Regions from separate parts of the Homo sapiens genome. Here region 2 is linked to region 1. A link is an interaction called in ENCODE POLR2A ChIA-PET data of the cell type or tissue named here. Cell type or tissue: Caco-2. All regions are shown on one strand.

Evidence for each region. ChIA-PET counts read pairs that join two places held together with the same protein. Peaks named below come from ENCODE experiments on the same cell type or tissue, not always from the same donor. Only the 100,000 strongest peaks of a DNase experiment are listed, where the experiment ranks them.
Region 2: POLR2A ChIA-PET joins it to region 1 with 14 read pairs; 1 of 35 experiments calls an interaction of 5 or more read pairs at or near these places.

The regions. Positions count from the first base shown.
Region 1 is chr2:138,619,066-138,623,065 of GRCh38, reverse strand. No RefSeq gene overlaps it. Among named protein-coding and RNA genes, the nearest start is that of LINC02631, 19 kb to the right of the region's middle. In Caco-2, no CTCF peak of the experiment used is centred here; a DNase peak (open chromatin) is centred at 1,705.
Region 2 is chr2:138,503,074-138,507,073 of GRCh38, reverse strand. All of the region lies in intron 1 of SPOPL (speckle type BTB/POZ protein like), which reads right to left. Among named protein-coding and RNA genes, the nearest start is that of SPOPL, 3.3 kb to the right of the region's middle. In Caco-2, no CTCF peak of the experiment used is centred here; no DNase peak of the experiment used is centred here; H3K4me3 peaks cover 976 bases.

The DNA.
Region 1 (4,000 bases):
CATGTCTTTATTTTTTCATTTCCCTGGCTATCTGTGGCCTTCCCCTGTTAAAAGAAAAACTTTTGCTGAATTAAGTATAACAGAGTTCAATTGAGCAAAGAATAATTTCCAAATCCGGCAGCCTCCTGAGCCAGAGTAGGCTCAGAGACTCCAGTGCAGTCGTGGTGGAAGATTTATGGACAGAAAAAGGAAAGTAGCATACAGAAAAGGGAAGTGAGGTACAGAAACAGCCAGACTGGTTGCAGCTTGGCATTTGCCTTTTTTTGAACACGGTTTGAACAGTTGGCCACCTTTGATTGGCCAAAACTCAGTGATTGGCACAAGAGTAGGCTATAGTCTGTATACAATTTCATTTAGGTTATAGTTCACTATGTACAGAGAAATTTTCAGGCCAAACTTAAAACATGTAAGGAGGCAGCTTTAGGCTAAACTTGATTTAACACCCATTTAACAACTCACCTACACTGTTTCCCCTTAAGATCAAAGATAATGTAGTGTCTTCAGTTCATCCCTAGTGCCTATCAAGCCTGGAGGCAAGACCCACATGAATAGAATCATCCCAGCTGACCCTTAAGTTGCTGTGAGAAGCAAGTGTGAGTCCTTGGGATGAGGCAAAGAGAGAGCTGCAGAAGTCACCAACAAGAACTTTGTCCAAGGAATTTTTCAAGGGAAAACAATGGAAATAAGAAGACCTGAGTTCAAATCCTAAGGCTGGTAATGAGACTGAGTAGAGGTAGGGCTTGACTTCAGCTCACCCACATTTGAGCATTCTTTCATGCTTTCCCACTGATCACAAACCCACACCACTACCTCACTGATGCCACACCCATTGATATGGTTTGGCTGTGTGTCCCCAGCCACATCTCGTGTTGAGTTATAATTCCTAATGTTGGGGGAGGGACGTGGTGGAAGGTGATTGAATCATGGGGGCAGATTTTCCCCTTCATATTCTCACAATAGTGACTTCTTACAAGATCTGATTGGTTTAAATTGTGACACCAGCCAGGCGTGGTGGCTCACACTTGTAATCCCAGCATTTAGGGAGGCCAAGGTAGGTGGATCACCTGAGGTCAGGAGTTTGAGACCAGCCTGGCAAACATGGCGAAACTCCATGTCTACTAAAAACAAAAATTAGCCAGACATGTTGGCACTCATCTGTAGTCCCAGCTACTCGGGAAGCCGAGGCAGGAGAATCACTTGAACCCGGGAGGTGAAGGTTGCAATGAGCCAAGATCGCACCACTGCACTCCAGACTGGGCAACAGAGTGAGACTCTATCTCAAAAAAAAAAAAAAGCGTGCGATGCTTACCTCTTCATTCTCCTGCTCCACCGTGGTGAGACATGCTTGTTTCCCCTTCACCTTTCTGCCATGACTATAACTTTCCCGTGGCCTCTCAACTATACTTCCTGTACAGCTTGTGGAACTGTGAGTCAATTACACCTCTTTTCTTCATAAATCACCCAGTGTCAGGTAGTTCTTTATAGCAGTGTGAGAACAGACTAGCACACAAATCAATAGTCATGAAAAGAAAATAGCCAGTCTATGTTGTTCTTCTGTGCTCTCATAATGTTTGACCATACTTGTTACTTAAAGAATTTCAGAAACTGGCCTTAGGAGATCCAAGATGTAACCGTAGTTGTGAACCAAGTTTGTAGAGTGTCCCACCTTGGGCAGGAATGCTGCACAATTGATTTACAGTCTTACTGCCGGCCGTACCACCAGAGGGCCCATTATTCAAGATATCCATGGCAACCAGATATGCTGACCTTCATACCTTACCACTCAGGTGCTTTGCCCACCCCACCCTGCATACCCTAGCCCTGATATTGTTGACAAAAAGAGTCAAACTCTGTAAAATATTGGAAGAGATTTATTCTGAGCCAAATATGACTGACCAATGGCTCATGACATAGCTTTTAGGAGATCCTGAGAACATGTGTCTAAGGTGGTTGGAGTATAGCTTGGTTTTATACATTTTGGGGAGACATGAGACATTCATTGATACATGTAAGATGTACATTGGTTTGGTCCTGAAAGACAAGACAACTGGAAGAGAGGACTTTAAAGTCATAGGCAGATTCAAAGATTCTCTGATTGGCAATTGGTTGAAAAATTATTATCAATGGAAAGGAATATCTGAGTCACAATAAGAGGTTGGGGAGACCAAGATTTTATTATGCAGAATGAGCCTCCAGATAGCAGGCTTCAGAGAGAATAGATTGTAAATGCTTCTTATCATATTGAAAGAGTCTGTTCTATTAGTAATTCCAAAAGGGAGGAGAGCATAATGAGGCATGCCTGGCTCCCCCTTCCCATCACAGCCTGCAACTAATTTTTCAGATTAACTTTGGAATGCCCTTGGCAAGTGGAGGGACCCATTCAGATGGTTTGGGGACCTTAGAGTTTCATTTTCGGTTTACAATATCAATTCCCACACTTTGCCTAATTAAAAAAAAATCCCTACTGGCTCTTTTTGGGGAGTCAGCCAGAGAATTCTCCTCTTGTGCTGCCTTCGTTATGCCAGGGCATAAGCTCCAATAAAGCCTTGTCTGGGAAAACTCTTTTTGCCTCATAGCAATTTCTATTGCATTCAGTTGGCCTTTAGCTTGACAATTTTTGTGCCTTTTGAACTGTTGTTTTTGAAGCCTTGGTTCCTTGGAGATCCGGTGGGTGGGAAAATTGTGAGAAAGTGACTTATATCCGGCTTGGCCCTCTTGCCTCTTTTCATTCAGAACAGTTTTATTTTTCTGGTTGAGGTTTCTCCATAACATCTTATTTGAAATAAGGGTGTGTGATTTTTTTCTCTAAATTTGGTTGAAATACACTAGACAGATAACTTCAGAGATTTCCTCTAGCTGAAACACTCTAGGATTCAACAATTTCTAGATTTGAAGCTATAAAACTAATATTCCAGATCCTTGAATTTTAAAATTTATTTCTTCTTTGACCTGGAACGGAATAATTTTCTACAAGTGCCCATCTAAAATATTAGAGTAATATTCTCACACAAGAATTCTTAATGCATATAGACATGCATACATTAATGGCTTTTCATTATTTCTCAGGGAAATCAATAATTCTCTTTTCTAGTCAGATTTTTTATAACAGCAAAACAGGATTTACTAGGAGTATGATCAGCCCACAAAGCTTTATCTCTGCCAGTGAAAATTTCCAGTGAAAATAAAAATGTGGAAATATTTTTGCTCCCCCTGCCCATCAACATCACGGTAAGTCGAGGAGGAGGCACCACTTTTCTGATAGCACCCACTTCACTTCATTTAAAGATAACAAATGAGAGAGACGCTATCCTAATAGGAATCAGAAGACTGAAGGATTAATTATTTTCCCTGGAGCTGAGTCTCCCCACCCCGTCAGAGGCAGATTTTCCTCCGGGAGCAGTCCTGCATTGCTGATGATGCCACCTTGTACAGCGAAACAGCAGCGGTCGTCAGTCTAAAGGTTCAAATGCTCAGAGCCTAGGGTTCTAGTGAAACTTAGATTCCTGAGTGTCATGGGAGAGGAACTGGACTAGGATTTAGGAACACTAAATCTAGTCTTGGCTTCACCATGTGACTTTGCTGAGTCTGAGATTCCTTATTTTAGAGATGGGAATGAGGATCTTTGTTCTACAAATCTCAAGGGGTCTTCATAAGACAAGGTTCATGAAAGTTCTTTGAGGGTGAAGCACTATAAAAATTAATAAACTGTGTGTTAGAGAGTATGGAACAATCTGCTCAGCATTTATTACAACTTCTTTCTAGGATGACTTTCTGTATTACAGAGCCTAGAAAGTTAAAAACATTTCTCAACCTTGCAACTTGGCAGTCTGGGTGTGACTTGGATTTTGCCAATTATACACATTTATGAGAGACTTGAGTATGAAATTGGATTAATTGACTAGTTTTACTGGTGCCAGTCATAACAGAAGTAGCACAGTTCAGCAGCTGGCAGCAATAGAGGCAGCCTCTAGGCTCGGAAGGCAGTTTTCTGACTATGGTC
Region 2 (4,000 bases), 120 kb after region 1:
CACTTAATTTCCCAGTTGCATTCAAAATATTCAACTGGCCACTCCCTTCTTTTTCAGTCTATTGCCTTGGCTTCAGTGATACCAACAAAATTTTCTTCCAACCTCTAGCTTCTTCCTTCTCAGCCTCTTTTGTTCCATTTCTTTCTACCAAAGTTCAAATGTGAAAGATTCATAGGGCTTACTCATAAGACCCCTTATCTTCTCCATACTATCTCCTTAAGCAATCTCATCCCTCACTCCCAGACATCAATTATAAACTGTACACTATTCCCAAATTTATTTCCAGTCCAAACCTCTTTGCTGAGCTCCAGACCTATACATCCAATTGCTACTAGGCATCTCTACTTATATGTCTCAGTCTCAAGTTTAGTAAGTCTCCAATTGAAAAATGACCAATACCTCCCCCTTCCCTGAAACTACAAAATAAAAAACTGCTCCTCCCCCAGTACTCTCACCTTAGGCACAAGAACTACTGGCCCTGGAAGTCAGCCTTTTCCTCTCCCCAGGACCCCCAAATCTCATCCATCTCTAAATCCTATCAATTTTTCCTCCCAAAATTTATTTGTCAAATCAGGCTAGTTTATCTCTATCACTGCCATCCTGAACCAAGGTTCCACCAACTCTTGACTACATTATTGTAACAGCTAATCTCAACGCTATTCAAATTGTGACCTGTGCACTGACACTGGTCCAAAAACTTTTGCTACTGGTCTGAAATGAAATAAATATAGAAACCTAGAGAAAGCATTTAGGAACGTTTACAGCAATTTGACACTGCCAAAACAAACATCTTATTGTGTGTTACTAAATACCAGAATGAATAGAAAATTAAAACAAAATTGGTCCTTCAACACAGACAAGTTTGAGAAGCAATGACTTAATTAGTCTCCCTGTATTTACACTTGCCTCTTTCCAACCTGTTCTCTGCAGAGCAGCCAACTGATTTTTTTAAAGCAAAAATTTGGGTAACTTATTCAGCTGTTTAACATTCTCTGGTGGCTTCCTATTGCTCTTAGGATTAAGTACAAAATGCTTAGCGTGGATTTTGGCCATGGTGATCTGCTCCAGTCTATTCCCCATCAACCAACCTCACGTGCTGAAGTTCAGTTCTTACTGGACCTTCCAGGTCCAGAAAGTTGAAATTGCCAACATCACTTGGGTCACTACAGTTCATCCTTTAGGTTTCTGTCTAAAAGTCATTTCTTCAGAGAAGCATTCCCTAATGGATTGGTGTGCCTTTGTTCTTCACAATGATCTTCCTTTGTAGCAGTAATGGTAACTAATTATTTTTATAATTATTATTATTTTATTTTGAGACAGAGTCTCACTCTGTTGCTCAGGTTGGAGTGCAGCTCACTGCAAGCTCTGTCTCTGGGGTTCAAGAGATTCTCCTGCCTCACCCTCCCAAGTAGCCGGGACTACAGGTGTGTGCCACCACACCCAACTAACTATTTTTTTTTTTTTTTTTTTTTTTTTTTTAGAAGAGACACAGTTTCACCATGTTGGCCGGGCTGGTCTTGAACTCCTGACCTTAAGTGATAAGCCCACCTCGACCTCCCAAAGTGCTGGGATTATAGGTATGAGCCAAGGCACCTGGCCTATAATTTTTTTTCTTTATTTTATTCCCCAAACAGACTTCTGCCTCCATGAATACAAGTAATCTCTTTCCATTACATGTCACCAGAGACTGGCACAGATGGGTTGTTAATAAACTTTTGTTAAGTTAACAAATCCAAGTAAGGAAACAAAACAGTGAGCATGACCACTAAATGTAAATGCCTTCAATATTTAATCATATATAAGGCTTGACATAAGACTTTTGATGAAGTACTTTAAAAGAGTTACATCTCCTTTACTTTCTTCACTAAACAACATGAAAAGAGAAGGAAACTCTGCTGTGAAGCTTAAATTTATAAAAAATAAATAAATAAGATATTCAGAAAGGTGAAGAATTTTCTCTAATCAACAAGGAAGTGAGTCTTCTCTAAAGTAAATCAACAAGGAAGTGAAAGGTGTGAGAGGCAAAAGAGTAATAGATGAGAACTATGTTGCCTGGCTGCAAAACTTTCTCAACTGTCTGATTTTGCAGAAGTTAAGTAATCTGTTTCTCAAGTTCCTCATTTGTAAAATAGGAATAAAAAAGTCTTATTAAAGAATTATTATGGGTTTAAATAAGTTAATATATATAAACTGCCTGTCAGTGCCACATCAGAATAAAATTACAAAAAAGCAGAGACTGCATATTACTCTTCTCTGTACAGGAGCTTTTCTCAACTAGGGCTCTGCAGAAATTAAGCCCTACAAAAACTGGAGTAACTACTGCTTTAGTTCTCTCAAGAACGGTACGTAGCTAGTACTATTCTAGGTGCACAGGAGATGAGATAATTCATTACATAGCTTAGATGCCTCAGAGCATTAGGGTTTGATTTTCACCCAGAAACATGGTTGAGAAGGGCCACTCTCATGTATCCCCAATGCCTGGCACATGGTAGATGCTCATTAAATATTTTTGGAAAGAATATTTACAAAACTAAGAAACAGTGCCAGGCATAGAGTAGATGTTAAATGTCAATTTTATCCCACCCTTTCAAAGTTCTATAAGCTTTAAAAGTCTGATTCTAGGGGAGTTATTTTTCTTCAACCTGCCCTGTTTATATAAATTCATGGCCAAAAATGCAGATATAGACATTAGGAAAGCCAAGAAACTAAATGTTGGAAGGAACTATGTGGAAGCAGTGAGAGATGAAAATCAGGTAGAACCTGGATATACAGGAGAAAGAGCAAAGGTTATTCTAGGTCAGGGAACAGCATTACCAAAAACAGTGTCACCCCCAAGTATGGAACATGTTCCATGGTGGCACAAGAATGATTTTAAACTATAAATGGAAAAACATTTTTATTTTGATAGTTACATATGTACATATTTTTACATGTAATTAGGACAGCAAATAGTGATTTCAAACTTTTACTATTTAAAACAACACAAAAGTAATATCTATTCAGATCTTTTAATGTGAGTCCTTTAAAAATGTAATAAGTAAGCAACAGTGCACAAGAGGTAAGCAAATACGGCAAAAACTGTCAGCATTTTTTAAAGTGAGTAAAATTCTGTAAACACCAAGCCAAGAAGACATGTGAATATGAATGAACATAACACATTAAGAGAAAACGGCCACCAGTCTTCTGAAGGAAGACAAGCCAAAGCTCTATCTCGAGTAGTGATTGAAGATAAAGGTCAGATGAGTATGAAGAATACCACCAGTTTTGAGTATTTAACTTACAGTACTAAAACTTTTATCTGTAAAATCTCATTTTCCAGTATGATGAATCTGTTATACACAGTACTTTCACTTTGTTTATTCTCAAAACAAAGGTAAAATTGTAGAAGTTCCAAATAGACATCTGAAATAAGGACTGACCTATCTGTAGCTTGGTAGTTAGCTGCCTTGAAAATGGTGGGCTAAAACCCTGTAGTTTTCAAATCAGAAGGAATTAATTTATACAATAACAAATTATACATGCTATCTATATCAAAAAAGGTTGTTAAATGTCAAAGAATAAGAAAGTAGCTTTCCATTCCCACCTTCCTGTCTTAGAATTAATCTACCCACAAGCCAGATCAAGTCAAACCAAGAAGTGATGATAGCATTTATCAGATATTTGCCCTGTGCCAGGTACTGTTTTAAGTACTTTACTTGTATTTACTTGTGCAATTACTAGCACCATCCTGTGATGTCATATCATAACCCCATTTTACAGCTGTAAGTATACTGAGGCGAAGAAATATTAAGTAACTTCCCCAAAGCCAAAGCTGGTAGATGGCAGAGCAAGGGTTTACACCCTGGCAACTATATACTAGTCTGAGCTCTAGAGAAGAGTTCTTAACCACTAGGCAACATTTCTCACAAGAATGATGAAATGGTAATTTGAAATATTCCACCAATCTCATCGTGGCAGGAGAGATGTAATTTTTCAAGGTATGAACCTTTTACCTCTGTCA